Regions from separate parts of the Mus musculus genome. Here regions 2 and 3 are each linked to region 1. A link is a loop called in an ENCODE intact Hi-C map of the cell type or tissue named here. Cell type or tissue: left cerebral cortex. All regions are shown on one strand. Region 1 holds the start of Hoxa1 (homeobox A1). Region 2 overlaps Evx1 (even-skipped homeobox 1). Region 3 holds the start of Evx1 (even-skipped homeobox 1).

The links. A loop is a pair of places that touch in the nucleus more often than their neighbours do. Peaks named below come from ENCODE experiments on the same cell type or tissue, not always from the same donor. Only the 100,000 strongest peaks of a DNase experiment are listed, where the experiment ranks them.
Region 2: it touches region 1 in a loop (4-fold over the local background); 7 of 42 quality-filtered maps call a loop at or near these places.
Region 3: a loop joins it to region 1, with 4 times the contacts of the local background. A loop is called at or near these places in 7 of 42 quality-filtered maps.

Annotation. Positions count from the first base shown.
Region 1 is chr6:52,153,591-52,161,590 of GRCm38, reverse strand. It overlaps Hoxa1 (homeobox A1), which reads left to right and starts at 3,274. Exons shown (of 2, transcript NM_010449.4): 1 at 3,274-4,024; 2 at 4,502-6,224. The coding sequence starts at 3,370. The coding sequence ends at 4,857. Hotairm2 (Hoxa transcript antisense RNA, myeloid-specific 2) reads right to left here and starts at 4,689. Exons shown (of 3, transcript NR_146400.1): 1 at 4,609-4,689; 2 at 3,613-3,701; 3 at 3,062-3,301. Hotairm1 (Hoxa transcript antisense RNA, myeloid-specific 1) reads right to left here and starts at 3,067. Exons shown (of 2, transcript NR_131181.1): 1 at 2,905-3,067. In left cerebral cortex, no CTCF peak of the experiment used is centred here; no DNase peak of the experiment used is centred here; H3K4me3 peaks cover 296 bases.
Region 2 is chr6:52,318,048-52,326,047 of GRCm38, reverse strand. Evx1 (even-skipped homeobox 1) reads right to left here. Exons shown (of 3, transcript NM_007966.4): 3 at 7,670-8,000. Among named protein-coding and RNA genes, the nearest start is that of Evx1os, 7.2 kb to the right of the region's middle. In left cerebral cortex, no CTCF peak of the experiment used is centred here; DNase peaks (open chromatin) are centred at 4,875 and 4,983.
Region 3 is chr6:52,307,074-52,315,073 of GRCm38, reverse strand. Evx1 (even-skipped homeobox 1) reads right to left here and starts at 1,576. Exons shown (of 3, transcript NM_007966.4): 1 at 803-1,576. The coding sequence starts at 1,229. It overlaps Evx1os (even skipped homeotic gene 1, opposite strand), which reads left to right and starts at 242. Exons shown (of 4, transcript NR_038163.1): 1 at 242-303; 2 at 1,504-1,770; 3 at 2,244-2,321; 4 at 4,177-6,685. In left cerebral cortex, no CTCF peak of the experiment used is centred here; DNase peaks (open chromatin) are centred at 2,351 and 4,387.

The sequences.
Region 1 (8,000 bases):
CTTCTTTTGTCTCCTCCCACTATTTATTTATTTATTTATTTATTTATTTATTTCCCTTTCTGGGTTCTATTCTGGTGACTTACCGTGAGAAACTGCAGCAACATGTGCGTGGGGGGGGGCGGTGATTGATGGAAGAACCCAGTTCTTAATAGCAAAAGCTTGGGAATTACAATGAAACCTCGGACTTTATTCAGGGGTTTGCTCTCTACCTTCCCTTCACCCTCTACTCCCCTAATCCCTCAGCAGCCTCCATATGTGGGGACTGTGGTGGTTTTCAGGCCCCAGGCTCTGAGATCTGAGCAGGGTGTCCGGGCTGTGGCCAGGGCTGCGCAGTTCCTGGATGTGATTCGTCCTAAGCTCATAAATCAAACGCTTTCTATGAATGAGAATGTCATCAAAGAGATCAATTGCAGGAACACATGCACAAATAAAAATCCTCTTACGTATTTGCCGGGGATCCCCGTCCGAAAGCATTAAGTTAGAAGGCGTTTAGTCATAATTCATTTTTATTGCTCTTTTAAAACAACAGCTTGGCTGAGCCGCGGATGCCAAGAACGGCTCCGGGCCTCGGTTTGTCTCCTCCTCCCTCATTCTCTTTCCAGTAGAAGAGCCCTGAAAAGAGGCACTTGGAGCCAAGCATGCCGCTTGCAGAGGATTATTTCACTCATGGCCCAAGCTCGCCTTTCACCCACTCTCCTGGGGCTATTTAAAGACACTTCAGCTCGATTCCTGCGTGGGTCGCTGGCCTCCTTGCTGCTCAAAAGACCAAAGGTCTCTTACCCTGCTCAGTGGCCTTCCTGATTCCTCTGGGGTGGGGGCTGGGAAAGAATCTGAGCTGCATAAGCCTACTGCTCCGAGCTCCGGGTGAGCCTCCTCGGGAAAGCTTGGGCCTGCAGTGAGCAGAGGCCGAGCTGGTGGTTAATGGGGCAAGGTCTGCGGAGGCCCCGAGCGAGCGCTGCATGCGTGCGTTGTGGGTCCAGTAGTGTGTTTGTGTTGCTGATGAAAACACCCCACGTAGGCTACCCAGAAAAACAGGTGAAGAAAGAGGGCTTGGGGGAGTGAGAATTAGCAGAAGGGGAGCGGAGGCCTGGGGGTAGCTTTCAGGCAGGCGTCCTGGAGCCTGTAGGTTAATGCAAATCGGTACCAAGGGGGCCCACAGACGCCCCCTGTACCCCCCCCCGTCCTCCCCCCCCCCCCCGCAAGAGGCAAGGGGAAGAAGGAATGAACTGCCTTCTGCTGAGAGAGGCCCTCACCCGCGCTCACAGCATCAAGCCTCTCTCACTTCCTGTTCCTGACTCACAGGAGTCCCTTCTTTCCTCTTAGCGGGAGGACTGTCCTCCCAAAAGACTCTACTTGGATGGTTTCCCAGAAGAAGAGGCTAAGGCAGGACACTTCCCGGGTGCTCCTCCCTTTACCATGCTTTGGGGCGAGTCATGGGTCACAGAGAAATACTACTCCCCGAAAGTGGGTTGGGGTAAGTGTTCAGTTGTCACTAAGGGGGACCAGGGACGTAGGTCTGCTTAGGTTTCCAGGAGGATGGCCAGGTTTGCTGGGGGCGGGGTTGAGAGGTGTGGGGGAGGGGACAACTTCTACGTGTGGAGAAAAAACACAACCCAGAAGCCCGAAGAGTGACTTTGCATTCTTCTTCCCTTCCTATAGAGAAGGGATCCCCCCAAACTCACACGTAAATTACACTGTTAATTTCATGCCTGATATAAAGCTAGAAACATCGAGAAGAAAACTTGTGCAGAACTGTCTGCACGGTGTTTTTTAAGTGACCGCTGAATTTCTCCTCCTTAAGACTATGTCCATTCTCATCTCTGTTTGGCCTTTTCTTTCTCCAAGCTTAGAGTTGACGTGACATCTAATAGTAAACAGCAATTACTGACACCATCAGCATCATTGCAGGACAAGGTTGATGGGAAACAGGACCCCTGTCCTGGGATGATGCTCACATCTGCACGTGTCTCTCTGGGGAGTGACCTGCAGGTTCACACAAGCCCGTTGGAAAGGGTCCCATCCACTCAGTCATCTGTCCCTCCCACCTGCCGGTCCTCAACACCCCCCATGCCCCAGTCCACACAGGCAATAGGGGATGGTGGGAAGGGGGGGCTCTTCCACTCCTAACTTGCCTCTCCTGGAAGAGAGAAACTCGACGGGGGAGGTCTGCATACTTTTTAGGAGTTGCCTGTTATCTGCCCTTCTGAGGCCTACCCTAGAGTGAGCATGCTCCTGGGTCTCTAAGAGTTGGCAGATGGCCTGCAGCTCAGGCTCGGCCCTCACGCCAGTCAGCCACGTCTGCTGGCGTCAACAATCTCCTTTGCCTTCTACTCCTTAAACTCCAGTAGCAGAGTTGCCCCGATTTTGCAGGGCTACCAAGAGCAAAGCGACAGAGAAGGAGAGAGGGCAGAGAAGAGAGTGGACACCCGGCCTTTCCCAGAGAGCTGGGTTCGTAGCCCCCCCCACCCCCACCCCCACCCCCGAATCCCGGGACCCTGGGGTCGAATTACAGAAGCTCCCATTGCCATGCTATTGGCCGGCAGGAATCAGGGAAGAGGGCTCTAAGACCCTTTGGATGAGGACAGAAGTTTCTTTTCTTGCTTTGGTCCCCAGCACATTCACCATGGTTCCTCCCAGTCAATCCTCTGCGCACGTCCCTCTACATTCCGAGGCTGGCGAGCCAGTGACGCAACCTCGCCCTAGGCGCCGGGATTCCGGGCTCAGGTCTCTTGCAGGGGTTGGGTAGTGGCGGCCGCCCCGAGCTGAGGGCGTGGTGTCTGTTGGATTCCCACCCTTCCCACCCCGCGTGCTCCCAGCTCCGCCAGGGTCCTTGCGACCACGCAGAGATTTTCGGCCCACAAGATGCCCGCCACAAGAGAGCCAGGAGGCCTCATCCCCTCTCACCTCTTGCCAGTTCAGCTTTCTGGGCTGGGTGGGGAAGGGGCCGCGGAGGGGGCCTCCCATCCCCCCACATCTGGTGGCGGAGGCGCGCAAAGCCGGGCGCGCGCAGAAGGCAGTCTCGACTCCCTTTGGTCCCAGTGCTCCAAGTCAGCTCCGGGAGCGGCCGCTGCTACCGCCGCGGCCCGGGCTGCCTGGGGGGGCGAGCGCGCGTCACCTACACTGAGGAGCGCCGGGGATTTAAATGCCACTGAAACGGTGATCCATCACGGCCGCAGCCGGTAAACTTTCGCAGGCGGCTCAGCCATTGGCTGGTAGAGTCACGTGTCCTCCCCTCGAGCCCTCCGCCTGCCCGCCCCGCCTCTTGCGCACTGTACATTCATATCATTTTTCTTCTCTGGTCCTATGGAGGAAGTGAGAAAGTTGGCACGGTCACCCAGGGCTTCGCAGGATCCAATCACTCAGTGACAGATGGACAATGCAAGAATGAACTCCTTTCTGGAATACCCCATCCTTGGCAGTGGCGACTCTGGGACCTGCTCGGCGCGAGCTTACCCCTCTGACCATGGGATTACAACTTTCCAATCCTGCGCGGTCAGTGCCAACAGCTGCGGCGGCGACGACCGCTTCCTAGTGGGCAGGGGGGTGCAGATCAGCTCGCCCCACCACCACCACCACCACCACCACCATCACCACCCCCAGACGGCTACTTACCAGACTTCTGGAAACCTTGGGATTTCTTATTCCCACTCGAGTTGTGGTCCAAGCTATGGCGCGCAGAACTTCAGTGCGCCTTATGGCCCCTATGGATTAAATCAGGAAGCAGACGTAAGTGGTGGGTACCCCCCGTGCGCTCCCGCTGTTTACTCTGGAAACCTCTCGACTCCCATGGTCCAGCATCACCACCACCACCAGGGTTATGCTGGGGGCACAGTGGGCTCGCCCCAGTACATTCACCACTCATATGGACAAGAGCAGCAGACTCTGGCCCTGGCCACGTATAATAACTCCTTATCCCCTCTCCACGCCAGCCACCAAGAAGCCTGTCGTTCCCCTGCTTCAGAGACGTCTTCTCCAGCGCAGACCTTTGACTGGATGAAAGTTAAAAGAAACCCTCCCAAAACAGGTAAGTCCTGCCGGCTGACAGACAAATGCTGTTCGATTTTTGAAAGGGGCTGGCACACCTAGTTTCCTAGGAAAATGAATGATTTTTAAAAGATTGGTTCTTGTTTATGTCTAATGTCATCTAGAGTTGTAGTGAGTGGTGTAGGGTGCCCAGGTGTGCAGAGGCAAAAGCGTTTCACAGGGGCTGAGGTTTAAATGGTCTATAGTTAGATAGTGTGCGGGGAGTGGGAGGTGGTGATGGTGGTGATGGTGGTGATGGTGATGTCCTGTTAATATCTACAAGGCTCCATTAATCACGAGCCTGATCACACTAATGGTTGACTTCAGGTTAACACTGCTTACACATCGTCACTGGCGCTTCCCGATAGGGTTTGTGCTCGCTGAGTAGTTAACCGAATATTGCCTCAAGCTTGGGGCAATCTGGATAAAGGTTTAAGATTTTTTTTTTAATCTTTTCTCTCTTCCTCCCCTACCCTAGGGAAAGTTGGAGAGTACGGCTACGTGGGTCAACCCAACGCAGTGCGCACCAATTTCACCACCAAGCAGCTCACAGAGCTGGAGAAGGAGTTCCACTTCAACAAGTACCTTACACGAGCGCGCAGGGTGGAGATTGCCGCGTCCCTACAGCTCAATGAGACCCAGGTGAAGATCTGGTTCCAGAATCGCCGCATGAAGCAGAAGAAGCGTGAGAAGGAGGGGCTCCTGCCCATCTCCCCTGCCACTCCTCCTGGCAGCGATGAGAAAACGGAAGAATCATCTGAGAAATCTAGCCCCTCGCCCAGTGCCCCTTCTCCGGCATCGTCTACCTCAGACACTCTGACTACCTCCCACTGAGGCTACTCCAGCCCAACTCTGCAGCCCAGGCTTCTCCCTGGGCTGGGATTTCTTACCCAAAGCACATTCTTAGCTTATCTTCCTTTCTTTACAGACTCTCTCTTCCTTTCTCGTCCCATCTGGGGAGCTCCTGGCCAAGATAAGGTATTTCCAGAGAATTCTGGAGCCTTGGTTGGAAGTTAACTCCTTCATCCACATCGGGTGTCCACATCAATTGCTGATGGCTCCCAACATCCTTTCCTTCACTGTTGTGAGATTTTTTTCTCCCCACAACCTATGATTCCTTTTAGATGTCGGCTGGAGAACAGTTAGTTCCCTTTGCCATCAGACATTTGCAGGAAGGAGGCATCTCTCCTTTTATCTATGTATTGTTCTTCTCCACCTAGCCCTTAAGTAGGACATAGAGGAGAGAGAGTGTCCAAAGACTCATGAAGAAGAGATGCACTGTGTTTACACAATTAATTCACCCCCTAACTTAGCTGGTTTCATGTGTGTGAGTTTGCTGGTTGTAAATGCTTTCCCGTCAGAGATTTATCTTTATACACATTTTATAGAAATATGTAGGTCACTAAATCAAACAGGGTGGACAAATTCTCAAAACTGGTACAGTTCATGTGTGATTATGGGCGAAAGAAGAAAACCTCTTTCATTCAAACAGAGTCAGATGCCTCAGAAGTTGGCCTCAATTGGTTCTTTCAGAGTTAAGAAGGCCTGCCAAGCACTTTGCCTGTGCCAGGTCTTCCCAAACTCTAACCAATTCTTCCTGCTTCTCTGGCCACCCTGCATTTAAAAATCATGCTGGATCATTTGTAACCCAAAGGTATTCATTCTTTCAGTCACCCTTTCCTTCCACACTGTCTTGTATCATGGCTGGATCCAGTGTATTTCCAGCTAATTGTTAATGTGATGGATGGCACAATGAATGTATATTTTGTGTGATTCGTGACTAGTCTTCTGCATGTCGCACAATGTTCTGATGTCCCTGAAATATCACACTGAGTTCTATCAGTTATTCTTTGTGAGCCTATGATAGTCTCCATTTACTGTACAATCATGAACAGCTCTGAGATCCTGGAGTGATGTGGTCCAGAGCAGAGTTTACGGGTCTTAAGATGTCTGTAATAAAAGTATTCAAGTTTTAGGTATGCCTAAGCATCTTGTGTATTTGGCTGGACTACAGTGGTTGCTTACTACTAAGTTGGCCCATTTCACATGGGGAAGGGAGGGTGGTGTTTATTTTCAAAGAAGTAGGCTTTCCTCTGTCATGAAGCTTGCAGCTTTCCCTGGAAGAACATTTTCATCCAACCTATGTCTATTTAATGCACCGAACTTTTTACAATAACAACAGCTCTTTTTTTATTATAATCAGAGTTCAAACTGGAAAAAAAACAGTAAAGAAATATATGACAGAGATCTCTATTTGCAACAAACATGGATACTTCCTGGGTCAAGTGCTAACCTTTTCACCTCCAACTGAATGTTGACATAAACATAAACCCAGCCCCTTCAAAAGCTGAAAACTGTCTTCAGTCACTCTTTCCTCACATTCTTGAACCCAGAGCAAAGAGACTCACATTTAATCAGCTTCAGTATGGTAAGGATGTAAGGATGTCCCCGGTTCCTTTTTTTTTTTTTTTGATTGTCAGGCTATATTACCTTTTAAGTTGATGGTCTGTTCTCAATAAAGCCTTCTTTTCCCTATTTACATCAGCATCCACCCCTCCCAGCAGTTCCTTACATCTCTGCCTTGCATATCTTATCCCTTAAGATTCAACTTTCATTACCACCATGGCTGTAAAGGGTCTAGGTACATTTCTAATTCTGTGCCACATAACCTGGAAAGCGATTTAGATTTACACTCTCTTCTCCAGAATCAGACTCTTCCAGGTGAGCTCGTGGAAATCAAACCAAGTGTTTGTATATCCAAATTGTTTCAGATTAAGGCATGTGTCAGATGAGAGGAAATCAACATATGACTGAGTTCAGCATGGCTCTTCTAGACCTCTTGACAGTTTGCTATTATTTTTAACATACTTCTGGGCTTAAGCAACATTTTCTGACCTTTTTTTCCTGGTTGCTGCTAGGGATGGAGTTTAGGGCCTTGTGTGTTCTAGGCAAGTGTGGGACCAAGGAGCTGAGTCTTCATCTTCAGCTTTCACATGTATTTTGGAGGCATTGATCCCTAAGAGCAGAGTGAAAAAATCTACAGTATCACAAATACAGACATGACTTCCCTTTCAGAGGATGATATGAAAAGATGGGCTGGGGAGAAAGAAAAAAAAAACCTTAGAATTTACAGGCCTTCTGAAAGACTTCTGAGATTTTCTACATATCCCTGTTAAATGGTGGGAGCAGTTGCTGCATGCATACCAAGGGCACCGGGCACCCTCCCCTCAGCTGCTGGCTTCTGAGATTGCCTGAAAAGATTCCAGTGGATGGTGAGAACTTCAAAGACAACACCCCTTTCTTTCATTTCACCCGCCTGGCTATACTGTATCTTTTGTTTATTAGTGTAAGGCCACAAAGCAAAACAGATGGCTGCTTTTCAAATACTTTAATGTGTTAAAGTGTCATTTGCATACCACTCTCTTGATTTCAATATCTGAAAGCCCCTTCCGACCTGCAGGAATCCTAGAGATTCCGATCTTCAAGGTGCTGGTTTTAATGAAGCTGAGAGGGAAGAAAACGATAAATTATGCCTAAATATCCCTAGCCTTTCCTAGGTCATAGAATAAATCAGCTAACAAGTAATGCATTTAGGAGACATTAATACACCTTTCAACAAGGAAAACATTTGTATCTTTTTTAGCTGTCCCAATCGATTAAATCAAAGGCGTTTAACACATCCCATTTTAAGGTCTTCTGTTCTGGTCTCTGAGGGGCAGAGTTGGGGCCTCGAGAAATGATAGCAATTGTAAATAGGGGAAACAGAAAATAACATTTTGTTGATACATTTAAAAAATGAAACAAAGGTTTTAATCAGGGATCTCAGGTAATTGCAATATAAAATTTGTTTGTTTGTTTTATTTTTTTATTTCCTCCATCTTCATCATCAAAGTACTGGCAAAATGGAAGATGTCCTCAAACTAGCCTGCCTTAGGTCTTGCTGTGACTGTGAAGTCGGCTTTGGGTTCACCTTTGAG
Region 2 (8,000 bases), 160 kb before region 1:
ATGATATATGAAGGATCAGAGTGGAGATTTAAGCCCAAGGACCCTGGTTCCAGAATGTGTACTTTGGTATAACTCAAATTATTTATGTTTCAATCGATAGGTGTCAACATGCTTGTATTTTATATTTTATAAAACACATAGCTTCTGATAGTAAGGAAATGGATACTAAATCAAACAGCAAATGAGTTGTGGTATCTCCCAAGCTCTCTCTTGGCAGGCTCCCTGCCAAAGACAGTGTACTCCCCACCATAGGGGCAGCTTGACCACAGCTGTCACCACTAATGAGTTATTTTTCAAGCAAAGCACAAATTAATTGTGAGGGGGTCCAAACAAAGCCATATCTCAATGTGGCTGATTTGAAATTTGAAATGAAGACATTGAGCAAACTCCAGTCTGTTATCAGTCCTATATAAGGGACTAAGGAATGTTTATTGATTGATTTATTGGGTTGCATTGCTCACGTTCACTAAAGAAACACTGACTGTATGTTTTAGAAGGTAGAAAGGAATTTTGCACTTTGTCTTTAATCCCAACCCATGGGAGGCAGAAGCAGGCAGATCTCTGTGAGTTTGAGGCCAGCCTGATCTATACATGTGAGTTGCTAACCAGCCAAAACAATATAGTGAGAACCTTTTCTCAAAAAGCCAAATAGGCCGGGCGGTAGTGGCACACGCCTTTAATCCCAGCACTCAGGAGGCAGAGGCAGGCGGATTTCTGAGTTCAAGGCCAGCCTGGTCTACAAAGTGAGTTCCAAGACAGCCGGGGCTATACAGAGAAACCCTGTCTCCAAACAAACAAACAAACAAACAAGCCAAAAAAAAAAAAAGCCAAATAGTACTGATAATACTAATAATAATTAAAATGGACATCTTTAAGATATAAAATATTTATTAAAATAAAATTTAATATATAAATTAAAATAGAGAGCTCACCTAGCATGCATGTGGTCATGGGTTGGACCCCTAGGAACAGGCACAAATGTTTTTTGTTGTTAAAATAGACTCCTGAGTGTTAACACATCAAGCTCCCCACACTAGCTGCCTTTATCTAGAACTGATATTTGATGTTAGCAACTCTAAGGAGAAACACGCTCCCCATCTGCCCTCAGCGCCCTGCCACACCAAGAGGACAGCTTCAGCAGAGTAGTGCATGCCTGTGTTCTGGAACGAGATTAATCCTTTGACGAAGTAACACAGGCCTGGAACGCGCCTGCTCCCTGGGACTCAGCTTCCTCTGCAAAATGAGAATGAATACTATGCTCAACTCAGAAGGCTGCCTGAGAACCAAGGAAAATGACTCCAGGCAAGCCCAGAACAGAGGGCTTACACCACCAAAGACTCAGTCACCGCTGTGTCCAGCTTACTGCCCACCACTCTGACCTCTGGACCTTCTAACCAAAGGTAGACAAATGCAGAAGCCACCTTTCCTGATGTCTAGAAGAATGCTCAACGGGACACTCACCCAACACCTTCTCTGAGGCAAAAGCTTGGACCGGCCTAGCAGTTCAATTCTCTGGTTAAAAAACTGAAAGTGCTTTCTTTTGAAATTAGCTAACAGTCATCACTCCAACTGTTGGTACAACATGTAGATAGAAAATCAGCACTCATACTTTCTCAGCAGATTCTGAGACCCTTTGTTCACTGGACATCACCAGGACTCCAGAAAGTCCTTCTCCCTCATCTGCAAGCCCTAATCCCAGCTCAAGGAACTACTGTGTGCACTGTCTGTCCTCACTGACATCCCTGCTGTCTCTTCAAGTCCTTTACTTCTTCTTAACAGCTCCACCACACCTCCCTCAACAGCTTCTCTGTCCCCCAAATATGTTCCCATCCCATTCTCTCTCCTTCAACATTCCCACCCTTGTTTCCCGTTATGACACATATTGGGAATGGTGAGGAGGGGATAAGAATTGATGATCTGCTCTCCCGTTTTAAAAGCACACATCACACATGACGAACACATAGTAGGTCCTAACTATTTGCAGAATAAAATCCTCTCTGACTGAACTTTCCAAAGTTAAGTAGAGACAGTGCAAAGGAGAAAGTGCTGGGGAAATGGAGGAAGGAAAGAAAGAGACATCAGCTGCATGGAGCCTGGGCTCATGTCCATTTCATACAACAGAAAAAAAACAAAATGGCCTGAGGAGAATAATGGGTGCCACCTGTGCAGCTATTAGGAGGTAGTGTCCAGCCAGGAGCCGCATTTCCCCGAGTCCGCTGAGTGCTAGTCACATGGAATACAAGCACCCCTTACTTCCTAGTGGTGTAAACTGGAGCGTGGGAACCTAGAATTCAGGCCCCGGAGCTGCTTTTTTGATTCACAAGTAGCTTCCTCCATAATTCGACAACCATCTTCTACTGGAACTGCTTCTGATTTGAATTCTCTACTGAGCAGATCTAGGAGTTTGGCTTTCCAAGGGCCTCAGATCTTTCCTTTCCTCCACTTCAGTGCTTGCTCGGGGAAGCTCTCTATTCCCACCATCCTCCAGGCTCCAGCAAGCTAGCTGGCTGTGCTGCAGGTCTCTGCGCAGAGGCTCAGCTCCGGGCCGCCTTGATGAGGCGTGTTTAATCTTCCACCCGGATTATTTAACCTCCGCATCCTTGTTAACAAACAGCCATTATTAACGAGATGGGAGACCACATGGGGTTGGGCATCTACAGACAATGCAAACTCCCCTGGCTTTTCTGCAAGCAAATTCATAATCTTCAGCGACTTGGCCGCCCCCAACTCTTCTGCTCAGAAACCTGAGCAGAGCACATGTGTTCTAGACCCTTCTCCCGGACCCCGGAGGTTGGGGGATGCATCCTCAGCAAGCTGGACTTGCCACTCTCCTTTCTCTGCCCCCTCTTTGCTCGTTGCTCTCCCAAGGGGTTCCCGCAGTGCGTTATAAATTTTACCTTTTCAGTGTGCAGGAGAGTCGAGAGGAGGCTGCGTCCCAGCTCTCGGCCTGCCTGTCCCCGAGGACACCAATTAAAGGCACTAATTGGACAGCAATACATCAAAGTCGCTCCCAGGAGTGGGTCCTCAGAGCGCCAGGAATCCGTTAGTTGGGCTTTGTTTCAAATAGAGAAATACAGAAGGAGAAAAAATGAAAAATAAAAAAACAAGCCACCCCTAGGACTGGAGTGCAGAGCGGACTCCTCCTGTATTGCTCGGGATCCACTTGCTCTCCTCCCATCCTCCAGGTTCTGCGTATGGAATGGACCATCTTCCTTGTTCCAGTGTTCTGAGACCACCCTACTAACTTCCCCCTAAGAGCGCCGCCTAGAAGGCTCTCTTTCTTCCTGGGATAGGCTTTTAGTTGGCAGAGATGAGAAGCGCTTAGATCTGTGCTAGCACCCACACCACAGAAAGCAAACCTCCTCCCTGGCAGCACCATGGCGGGTTTTCCTAAACAAGCCGTGAAAACACCTGTCACCTCCAAGTAACAGTCACCCTAACTTCGTGGGTCCTGGCAGAGGACATCCTGACCAAAAAAAAAAAAAAAAAAAAAAAAAAGGCGACGGAATGAGCCTGGCCTCATGGAAAGAGGTTGTTTCAAGACTTAGATTCAGGACGGGACACCTAAGGATGGGGAGATCTGGGCGCCGCTCCTGGGTGGGAAAGCAGCCAGGTGGGTGTGCAGCGGGAAGCAAATAGAGGGGCCTATGTAACCTAGAGCCTTTAGCGGCCTTCAGCTTAGAAGGATGGATGGTAAGTTAAGAGGAGGTTGAGTCTGCAGCGTCCAAAAATCATCAGCAACTCTGCAGCTCAGGACCAAGGCTCCAGACCCTCTCCTGCGGCCACCTGGTAGTGGCGGCCAGAGGAAAACTGATGTCCCGCATAAGGGAAACTGAGACCCAGGTACAAACTGGGACGGACCCCTGTAAGGGACTGCTCCTCAAGACGTGGGTCCCAGAAAACTGCAGGCTATCTCCTGCACTAGTAACGCAAGAACCTAACGCAAGCAAGGGCCAAACAGCCGGGACTGCTCCTGCTGCGACAGCGCAGGCGCCCTCGATTCTCCGCCTCACCTGGGCCCCAGGAGGTCAGAATTCTCCCCTCTTCCGGAACGGTTGTGCCCGCTCCCTTCCCTCCAGCTGCCAGATTGGAATGGCTGCGTTTGATTCCATTTGTTACCATCTCTGGCATTTGTTTTCCATTTTATAAACGTTTCCCTTTAAGTAATTGTCCCTGTTAACGGCGTATACCTTTCAGCAGCCCTCACTGCGCTATAAATAATCTGGATGAAGATGTAAGGATATGACTTTCACAAGATTGGACAATTGATTCAATCTGTGACCCGCGATCGCGAATAATATTGGAAGGCTATTTAAACAGATGAAGGCCTAAATTGTCTTGCTTGTATCTGAATTAATTTCTCATTCATCATCATTATGAAGTGATTGGTCTATTCAAGCTCTTCAGCCTGCTGGAACCGAGCAGGATTTAAATGAGATTGTAACACAATTTAAATGCTTGCCGACTTTAACGAGGCCAATTGAGCAGCTGCAATAAATACAAATATTTTTCTAAACAGCCTTGTTTTAAATAATTACTTAATGCTTTCATGTTATTTTTAAGTGGCAATCTTTCTCCCTCCTCCTCAGAATATCACATACTTCTTTGCTGAGAAGGCAATTTGGAAATGACTTTGTGTTTTGTTTGTTTTATAGATGCTACGATGGGGTTTATAGTTGGGATTTGATTCTCCTACCCACAGCGTCAACATTTCAGGGTCCCATACATTGGGTAAATGGAGAATTTGGCCTTAGTGTTTTTCCTATTGAATTCGATATGCTTGCCCCTGCAGAACCTGGGAAGAGGGGAGCAAGGGAAGAAATTTGCCGTTGCATCAATTTTCTTACTCAGTGTTTTGGCTGGGGACTGCAAACGAATCTGTGCAACTGCACTTACAAATGACACTCTGAAGAGTGGCATTGTTTCTGATTTGTCCTGATGACTGTCATCATCTTGAACAAATCAGAATTCCAGCAGATCCCAAAGGTGTTCCTTAGAAAGTTCAGTCTCCCAGCAGCTTGACTCTTAGTGCAAGTCAGGGGTGAGTGGAGACAAGAAGAGAATTTCTTTGATGGGAGTGGAGCACACAGAAAGAAAACGTTGCTGCAACTAATGGCTGGGAGTGGAGATGATTAGAAGACACCCCTCTACAATCTCTTTTCCTCTCCCTTCCCTCACTGTGTGGGGAGAGGATGCTTAACACACATAAACACAAAAGAAAGAAAGAAAGAAAGAAAGAAAGAAAGAAAGAAAGAAAAGAAAGGGAGGGAGGGAGGGAGGGAGAGAGAGAGGAAGGAAGGAAGGAAAGAAGGAAGGAAGAAAGAAAGAAAGAAAGAAAGAAAGAAAGAAAGAAAGAAAGAAAGAAAGAAAGAAAGAAAGAAACTCTTCCCACTTGGAGTATGCCATCCGTCTGGGCATCTTCCACAACTGTCCACTGTGACACCCATCCTCTCCCGGAGGACATATGGCAGCGGGTGTTTCCTCGTTTGGAGAATAATAGAAGCAACGGAGCAGGAGAAGTCTGGAGAACAAAGGAATCTTTTAAACTTTCATGAAAGCATTGTGGATGGAGGAGACATACTTTGGGGACCCAAAGCATCCATTTGGGGTGACTGTCTAGGACTGTGTCCTTTGGGTAACACGTGTGTGATGGATCTCTTTTTCCTGCTGCCTTTTTCCTGTGGAGGATCCCATGTCTAGTGAGTCCTTACAGATTTAGAGCCTAGGAAGGTGGTTCTGTATGGTGAAAAGCCACCAATAGGACAGAGGGTGAGATCAAACTGCGAAGTCCCCACCCCCACCCCAAATAGGGGTAAGGCTGGGAGAACTAAGTGATTTGCTATGTAACTGGGTAATTTAATGCCAGAGTTAGGGAACTGCTGGCCGGAATCATTTCGTCTCCGAGGCTCTGGCGAGCTCATCCGCTTTATCCTGTTGTTTAAAATGAGCATTATCCCAAACATATGCAATGCAATCAGTTTGGTCACACTTACAAGAACACGCTTTAATAAGGCAATCAATCACATGTTAACAAGCCAGCGACGGCCGGGGCTTTGCGCACACTTGGTCTGCAGAGTCTTGCAGCTCTAGGCAGACCCAAGCTGAGCACTGGACCTTGTTTTCAGACCTGCAGGTTCTGCCAGGACTCAGAAGCTGCAGGGGAAACTAAAATGTGAAACGCTGTTGAACCCAGATCTTGGGCTCAGAGTCCCAAAGCCCAGTGTGTGTTATGTGTTAGGGGAGGAAGAATCAAGAACCTGAAACTCATAGGTGCATCCTAGTCACCGTTTGCTGTGCACAGCTCAGAGCTTCAGGCAAAATGGGACCTTGCCAGAGTTCAGTTAAGACAAGAGACTCAGAAGTTTAAAAAGAAACAAAACCAAAAACAATCCCACGTTAGGCCTCTTGCCTGGTCTGCCTTATCTGTTCTACAGTCCGAACTTGAAGCTAGAGACGGACAGTACCTTCATAGTCAAGTCTGCTCTCCCAACCAACGTGAGGCATGTCAAGCCAGATGGCATGGCCTGGTGCAGGCACGCTAAGCTGGGGGGGGGGGGGGGGCTCATAGAGTGAGAAGTGGTGCCTACTGCCAAACCGCAAACCTTGGCAAAAGGGAAATTTCATTATGAAGTAATGAGTAATTCCTCCTGGCAAGATGTATTGTTATATCTTCCACTTCAATTTGGAGGAAGAGAGGCTCAATTACCCAGAAAATACAGTCAATTAAAGGCTGCTGATTGGACACGAGGCCGGATCATCGATCTTGTACTTTCCAATATCGCTGCAGACACCTCATTTTCCCTCCCTATTAACTGAAAATACGCCTGGCATTAAGGCAACCCGCAGCCCATTTACCTGTCGCAAGCAATCTCTGCCCGATGTGGAGCAACTGCAAAATTTGCTGGGATTTGGCACTGGGGAGCCCCTGGCTTCAGAGGGAACTTCGAGGGCCTGGGGGCAGGAAAGAGTGGGAGCACAGTTGCTGGGTAGAAGGTTCCACGCGGGGCCACAGTATACAAGAAGGCAGAGGGCATTTGTGGAGTTCCCACTGCCCAGCAGAGAACCCTCCCTGCTAGGCAACCCAAACCTTCCTAGCTTCCCAGAAGGCTACTGGGCTGGGATTTCAGAACGAGGCACTCTTGAGTAGGTCGGGGAAGTGCTATGTAGTGCCAGAATTCCATCCTCCAGGTAGGACCATCCCAACCCTCATCCAGCCACTTCTTTCTATGCATGGATGGAGGCCTGACTCCACCAGCAAACACTGCTCTCTGGAATGGTCCAGCACCTGTCATTACTACTTATCTCATCAGGCTCATCATGGAGGAAGGACTAAAGGAGATGGCAGCCCTGAAGTCCCCTATTGGAGCAACTGAAGGATTCATCCATTAGAGGGATGAGCCCTAGGCAAACTGAACACTTTAGGGGGCCAATCTACCTATGGCAAGTCCTAGATACTCCCAGAACTAACCAAGCCTACACCCCAGTCATCTGGAAGACAGACTTCTACTTTCCTGCAGTGTTTGTTTGGATCCTGCCAATGCCCAACAGGGACTTAGGAGACCCCTCCCTCTGTGAGTCCATCTCCTTTATTCTGTCCCTATACATGCCCACGGTAGCTAAATTAGCAATTCAAAAATAGCAACAAAACAAAACAAAACTTATGCTTAAATGCTAAAGTAAGAATCATGTTCAGCTTTTATTGCAATATGGTTAACAAATCATAACAGCAAATTCTTTGGGCTGCAAAGGAAAACCCCAAACCAAACCAAATTCATTCCCTGCAGGAAGGACCACTTCCTCCCAGTGGAGGGAAGCCTGCATTGGATGATTGAAGTTGTCCTTTTCCTCAAACACTGGCTATAAGGATGAGTACAGGAGTTCCTAAGTGGCTCCCCAATAAACCCCAGTGAAGGGGAGAGACAGGGTCCTCCAGAGGCGCTGAAGGTTTGTACTGGCAGCTGAAAGCCAAGGCCCTGTGGCAATTTGGGGAGACAATGAGA
Region 3 (8,000 bases), 150 kb before region 1:
TCCTAGGAGTGGATATTGTTGGTATAGAGAGACTCCCTTCTGAGCTATCCACCCCCACTCCCATTAGCCCCTGGTGAGAAGGAGCAGTGTAATTAAAGTACCAACCCCTTAGACCCACCCCAGAGGAGGGTGGGGCTCCAGCCCCCCTGCAGCTGCTTTTCCTTTGGGTGGAGAAGTGAGACTGAGGGAAAGAGGGAGGGGGAGGGCCCAATCCCCGCCTTTTCAAATGCAACCGGAGACCAAAGGCAATTAGACCATTGGGACCATTTCCGACCTGGCGCCGCCAGCCCGGGAAGTGACAAGGTAATTTGGACCTCTGACCGACGTGCAAACTGGTCGGAGGGCTGCAGCCCTCCGGAGACCAGAGTCCGCCACGATTTTACGGTCCTTTATATTCTCCGGGCTTCCGCGCCTCCTTGTGCCTTGCTCCCCTCCAGTCAAACTGCCCGGACAACCGTTTGATCTTGCCCTACCCGACGGATGTGTCTTTCCGTCTTAGCTGAATCATTCCCACAAAACTCGGGGGTTGGGAGGTTGGGGTGCGTTTTGGACCCCTCAAGTCAAGACTTGTGCCAACGCTGACATTCGTCCAGGCACAACTGTCACTCTAATGGGATAACACGAGAGCCCTCACACACACTAAGGTGCAGAGAGCAAAAGAGTTGTTCAGGTGCCCCCGCCCCACTCACCCAACCCCCAGCCATCCTGCCCCAAGGGAAAGGAGCATCTTGCACCTGGCCTGAGATGAAGGGAACTGTGGGTGGAGTGGGCGGACCGGGGAGCGGAGGGGCAAGGTGGCTACCTTTGCTGTGCTGGTACTCGGCGTTCCCGGTGGCGCAGTCTGGGGTGCAGCTCACCTCGATTTCTTCATAGAAATCCGATTCGGTGTCTGAGCTACTAGGTTGCCCTTGGCCAGAGAGGCTGTCCGCGGAGGGGACTGGGGGTCCCGGGCCAAGCATGGCCGCTCCAGCAGACCGTGGCTCGGCGCCCAGCCCTGCAGCACTGCCTGCTAGTCCATCGACCGGCTCCTCCTCCTGGCCTCCCCCGCCACGCTCCCGGGAAGTCGGAGGGCCGGCTCGCGGGCTCAGGCAACCGTGGGGCACCATCTTCTCTGGCGGTTCAGGCAGCGGGCTGCTCACGGCTTCGGACAAATTAGAGACCCTCTTACCAACCAGAGTGCCAAGCTGACCCCCATCCAGAAACATAACCATGTCCTTTCGGCTCTCCATCCCCGGACTCTCCAGAGGGGGGGAGGGGGAAAACCCCCAAGTAAGCTCCTAATCCCAGGCTCCCTGGGATCTTGGCTGAGAAGAGGAGCTAAGGCGACAAGGCAGGCGCCGGGTAGCCCCAGCGCCGTGTCGACGGCGACCGCGGAGATGGCAGTGGGGAGCTAGGGTCACCTTGTGATGCGAGCGCTCCTCTGTGCCGCACCGCCTCTGGGAGGAAGCCCCATTGCCCTCTTCTTTCTAAGCTGTCATCCTCCTGCTGCAATCGTCATTACAGTACCGCTGGTGACGCCACTCGGCGAACGCAAGTGGATAAATAGAAACGTCTGCCACAGTGAAGATGAAAGGAGACCCGCAGCTAATGGCTCGGCAGTGATGCGCCAGGTGTGGGCCTCGCTCGAATGGGGAGGAGAGTGTGAAAACAGAGAGACACACACACTGGGAAAGGGAGACACCCAGACACAGAGGATGCAAATGGAATTCCGCACACAGAAAAGGGAGCGCTTAAGGCGCGCAGCGAGTTCCACAGGGGCAACAGGACTTGGTAATTGAAAAATGCTTTTGAAATTTTATTTTATTGTTGTTTTGACTTCTGTTTTCTTAACCTGGTGTCTAGATCTAATACTAATGAAAGAATCCATAGCTACTCTTTGGAAGCTGTTTACAAACCCAGGTTTTCTGAGTATTAATACAACCGCTTGTCTTTTTTTTTTTTTTTTTTTTTTTAACCAGCTACTGAAAAGGTACCCTCCACCTCAGTTGTCTGGGGAGCTTGAGCCTAAAGTACCCGTTCCTCCCTCATCTCCCCAACCCCATCTGTCTCCCTCCTAAGAACCAAACTTTATTTTCATCCCCTAACAGCCAAAAGATATCGTTTTCCCCTTTGAGAACCGGCCTTGTGTGCTAACACAGTGTTCCTCGATTTTAGAAGAAGAAGAAAAATCTCTCCCCACCCAGATCACCTGGCTAAAATTCGAAGTGTTCAATGAGTTGTTGTTGTTAATTATCTCTATCTAGATGGCCTGATTTGAATTTGGATTGGCTCTTCATAGAAGAAAACATCTTTTGGTTTGGCTTATCTCCGGGCTATTTCAGGTATGTCGGTTAGGGAAAGGGTCTAAGATTGGCCTTTCTTTTTCTGTCTGTATTTTAGGTATTTCTACAGAGTCAACGAATTCTGCCACAAACGGCGTGTTCTAATGAAAAGGAGCTGGCAATCCGGCCCCCTGCTCTGGTAGTACGGAAGGAGCCCAGGTAGAAGGTGCTGGCCTTCTCTGATGGTTTTAGGGCAGCTGTGGGTAGATTGTGTGGCAAAGAGTATCAGCAGGGTTTGAGCTTGCAGGGTCCTCTCCTGGGCTCTACCCAAAAGAGATTTTCTGTGTCCAAAGCTAGAGGTAGGAGAGAAAGTTGTTGAAATGTCATGGGGAAAACAAAAAACAAAAACAAAAAACAAAAACAGGCAGTAGGCGGGGTGAAGGGACTAGGCTAATCCTCTGAGGAGGTGAAGGTCTGGACCTGTGGAATTCTGGGACTTGGTGTTTGGGAGAAGGAGTAGAAGAATCTCCTGCGGAGCCTGGCAGGTGGGCCAGATTGAGGGGCAGAGGTGAGCACCCTCCGAGTTTAGCTCCTCCATCCCCCTCTCTGGCTCCCCCTGCAATATTTTCCACTAGTGAGCAGCCTGCCCTCTTAGCTGAAGAAGCGGGGGGTGGGGATAAAAACTCCTGTGTCCCAAGGCAAAGCCCCAGCTTCTAAGAAAGTTCCTGTGATTCCCTCATTGTCCTCTGTCTCCTACCCTTTTCTCAGTTTCTCTCTACCCTTCCCTCAATCTGGCTGATTTAGGATTATGGAAATAATGGAGGAAGCCAGAGGTTTAGGAAAACGACTCTGGCTTTCCATTTCTCTCCTGATGCAGCAAATGTTTGTTAATCTTGCCTGGGGAACAAGGGCAGATGACAAGAAGGGTGGTATCCAAGCAAATGTGTCCACTCCCTATTAACCCCCAAAGCCAGCAGTTGCTGAACACTGCCAGCCCAGAAATCTAGAGAAAGATTTCAGAGGCCAAGGCAGAGATGGGGTCAAGGGGATAGTGAGTTCTCGGATCTTCTCCTGCCCTGAGGAGATATCCACCAATTCTGGCTTGTCCTGGCTTTCTCACTCCAGCCAGAGTCTGCTTGGTCTCTCTGTTCTCTAGACTCCTGAATCTGTCTCAGGGCTGCTGCTGCTGCTGCATCTTCTGGGGCTGGGCCTGTGAGACACCCACTCTCCCAGCCCCCCCCCCCCCCCCCCATGAACTAGCCACTACTTCACTGCCCTCCCTCTCAGAGGGAGGCTGGTCTGACTTCCCTGCCCCGCCCCCAGCTTTGCATTCAATGGGAATGTTCAACGTTTGATCCCCTTTTACTCAGCATTTTCCCTAGAGATGAAAGCAGAACAGAATTGTGAGATCAAGGGGTGCCATTTAGTCTCCTTCCTGGGTCAGTCGGATGGAGCCAGGCTTTCCTTACATCTCCAGGAGGGGCCTCAGACTCTCTGAAGGCTGCAGCCTCCTGTCTGCTCCAGATCTGAGCTTCATGAAAATCCCTTCTCAGCCCACCCCCAGTCCCAAATTCCTCCCCAGACCCCAGCATAGCTTTTTAAAGCAGCCTCCATCTACTTAGCATCCTAGTTTTGAGGTCCCTACTTGAACCTCTCCCTACCTATGCCGATGCTTAAAGAGAAAAAAAAAAAAAAAAGAAAAGAAAGAAATCCAACTAAATGTCACTTCTAATATCAGCAATTGGCCGACTTCAAATGAAGGGAGTAGAATTTTTCACTGCAGATGAAAAGAGAGTGCTGGAGAAAGACACGGTTTGGGGGTTTTTGTTCTGTTTTGTCTTGGGTTGTTACTGTTTTTGTTTTTCTTCCTGCTTGGGAAGTGTGTTTTAATCTTCACTATCGTTGTATTATGAAGGTTATTTACTGAGCAGCGGAAGAAGGAAGGAAATTTCTAATAGCGCGTGAAGCAAGGTAACCCTTCGAAAGCAAAGAGAGGTGACAGCCACCTTAGTGGAGTCCGCCCCGGTGCATCTCTCCGCTGCAGCCCCGCCGACTTGCAGTCCTTCTCCTGCTGGGGCGATCGGCTCAGATGCGGCCAGTTCTTCGAGGATTGGAATTCTCTGAACTTCAAACGCTGTGGGTTTGGCTTCCGCCCGGCTAGGAGGGATAGAGGGTGGCTGAGAATCCTAGGGAGCCAAGGGGAGATAAGTCGCGCCAGTCGTTTTAAATGGAATCTAAACCTTTGCTTGGGCCACCGAATGTGGATCCCCACGGAAACAGCTTCGCTTCGCAAGAAAATCCGGCTTGGGAGAGAGGCGGCTGCGGTTGTGGGAGCTGTCTAAGTGACCCGAGGCCCGTGGGGCGTGGTCGGCAGTGGTCCTGAGCGGTCCAGAGCACCTTTGCACATGGCTGGCTGAAAGGCAAGGGTGAAAGTCCAGGGACCTGCTTTCTCCCGGGGAGAAGGGGTGAATGCGTCGTCTAGGGAAAGAAAAAGAAATGAACTTTTCTTTCGTCAAATGTAAGAACAAAGAGAGCATCCTTCTAAATAGTAAGAGTCTCCCAGCTGTCGTAGATACTGTCCCCTGGTCCTCTGTGACCTTTCAGGTTGTGACAGGGATTATTTCCGCAAAGTTTCTGTGACTCTGGGTCTTCGCAGCTAGAGGGGTTGGCAGTGGGAGTATCTATCAGTCAGCTCCACTTCTCCCAATACAGCTGTCCAGGCCTCTTTTTGAGCCCAGACTCACTGAGTGGTGCGCCCCTTGGGGGAACATCCCCCGCCCGCGAGAAAAGGTTTACTGAAAGCCAAACTCCAGAGGTTCAGGCTTCCAGGAGTCCAGAGATCAAATAATCTGGACGGATTCCCTTCCCCTGGAGGCAGTGTTCCGCGCAGTGGGCAACAGAGAACAGTTCTCCTCTTCAGAAGGTTGAGCTGGAGTCTTCGCAAACGCAGTTAGGAGAAGTGCTCAGCCTCTGGGCCTCCTGATGTAAAGGGCACAGGTATCTGAGGCAAGAAATGGGGTGCTTCATGGCCCCCAATGCCTGATACTTCTCAGAACCCCAAAGGTATCCAGTCCTGCCTATTCTTCCTCTGGATCTGTTTGCTTAGTCTACTGAAAACCAGCGTCTAGTGGCTTCCTGCCCCTGTTCTGTCTCTGCAGTCTAGAAGCCCATCTCCCCACCCCCACCCCCAGCTCACTGTGAATACTGACAGCAGTGGGGAACAGACCCACCATAGGACTGACACCCCAGGCTCTTCTCACCTGAGGCTAACTCTGTCCCTTTGGACAAGGCCTGGATGAGCCCAGTGTAGTTTGTTCCCTCCCATTCAAGGGAGTTCTTCAATGTCTTCATGGTACAAACCATAGCTAGCTCCCTCCCGCCTTGCCCTAACAGAAGTATCACAGCCTCTTTCATCATTACCATTCTGATACTTGCTATTATTACAAGGCTAGTTGACATCTACGTCTCTTTCAGCTACATAAGAGTTCTTTACGGGTTTTAATAGCCTGCAAGGCTTTTCTCCCTCAGTTGTAGGGTGACCAGTAGTCCTAACAAGTGGCCATGGCAAGGCTGAGTGTCAGACCTAGGATCCTCCTCCTGAGTCATCTTCCTTCCTGTCCTTGGGGGAATCTCTTCTGCTATCATGTTGAGATAACACCCCATAGCCTTTCTGGAATCTAGATAGGTCTGTGCCCTCAGCAGGTCCTCCCTACCCTCAAGAGCACACTCCTCTGGAGAAAAGGCCCCTGGCCACATTGATGCCAATACTCCCCAACATAGATCCTTTCCAAGGAGGACAAAGAGTCCTGTGGTAAGAGCAGCCACAGTGTAAGAGCAGCACCATTTTATGCATTTGTGTTTTCCAACGTCTGCAGACTTGGGTTGGGGGTAGGTATATGAATTATCCCTGGCTTGCAGCTGAGAAGACGAAATGAGGAGAAATACATGCATGAGTAAGAGGATTCTGCCCACCCTACTCCCAGCCCTCCCCGCCATAAAGACAACTCTCAGAGCAGCTCTTGGAAGCTGGGCTGTGTGGTAGAATGCTTGCCTGGCTACCATGAGGTACTAGGCTTGGACTAAGAAGCCAGCTTGGGCTTTTCAACAGGGTCCTTTTGCTCCCACCTCACTCATAGAAGAGGGGACAATTCCTGGGACTCTGGGTACTCCCCTTGGACCTGCAGGTGAGGGAGAAAAGGCTGCAAACCACTTGGAAATACTCCTTCTACAGGATAGAGGCCAGCAGCTGGGTGAGGACTGTACAAGGGACTGTAGAAGAAAAAAACAACAACAACAAAACCCCAACCCATGTGGTCATGTGCAGGCCACTGGTACCTGAAAGTAAAACCTCTGATCTTCGTTCAGAACCAAATGTCAATATAATTACTTACTTTGGACCTTAAAGCACCGGCTCATTCCATGGCAATCAACCCTGAGTGCTTTTCTAAGAAAGACCTAGGTTTCCCAGGGCCACGCATCTATGTTTTTAAGAGGTAAGACCAATCACACAGGGCAACCTGAAATCTACCAGCCTAGCACCAAGTCACAGGTGCCATCCTGACTCAGCCTCCCAGGGTGCTAGGATTTATAGGCCGTTCACCACACCCAACCAACTACTCTTGACACTCTTAATCTCTTAGAAAATCATCTTCTTCCTCCTCCTCTTCCTCTTCTTCTTCTTCTTTTTTTTTTTTTTTTTTTTTTTTTTGGTCAGGGTTTCTCTTAGTAGCCCTGGCTGTCCTGGAACTCACTGTATAGAGCAGGCTGGCCTCGAACTCAGAAATCCGCCTGCCTCTGCCTCCCAAGTGCTGGGATTAAAGGTGTGCGCCACCACTGCCCTGCTACCTCTTAAACATTCTATCCCCTTAGATATCTGGCTATCTCCCTTTTCTAGAAAAATCCACAGAGGTCCTCCAGTTTCCAGAATTTCTTTCCCTGCATCAGCCCTTTAGAGCCACCATAGTCCAAGAAAAAATGGCCTAATTCACTTTTAGGAATGTATGTTTACCTGAGGAGGTTGTTGTTGCTGTTTTGTTGTTGTTTGGTTGGTTTTCCTCTCACTACATAGCAGCTTCCTCCACAAAGCTGTCCTGATTGTTGTGTGGCCCAAAGGACAAAACCTAAGTGGCTGGCCAGGCTTGCTTATACATGTGACTTGGCCTGCACACATCCTCCACTGGAAACCTCCAGGTTCTGGCCCTGCATCAGAGATAGCTGGTCTGGCTGGAGCTTCCCTAAAAGGCAGGGTTTGACTTGGGTTGATCATCTTTTGAATAAAGACAAGAGCTGCCTGCTGGCTATTACTACCTCCCTATATTACAGCAGGAGTTCCTTTCCCAGCCTCAGGGAGGGGTTCTCTCTGTTCTTGTTGGCTTGGGTTTTAGTCTGATTCTGCAGCTAGAACCTGGGGCTCTACACATGCTAATCAGGCACTTTGCCACTGGGACATAACCCATATCTATTGCTTTGCACTTAACATTGGGGTGGGAGGGTGAGAGAAGAGTCTGGCTGTGTAGCCTAGGCTGATAGGAGTTCCAGCCATAGAGTTCAGACTGGCCCCAACTGGATGAGTCTCCTGCTTCTCTCTGCATGTACCCCTATACCAGTGCTTGCTCTGCTTTTTACAATTTTCTCCAAAGGCAAGCCTTTCCATGAGCTGAAGGACTTGAGTCAGCTCTAACTTTCTCATACAGTGTCCTTGCCCTGTTCACCCCATTCACTGATGGTAATAAGAGGGAG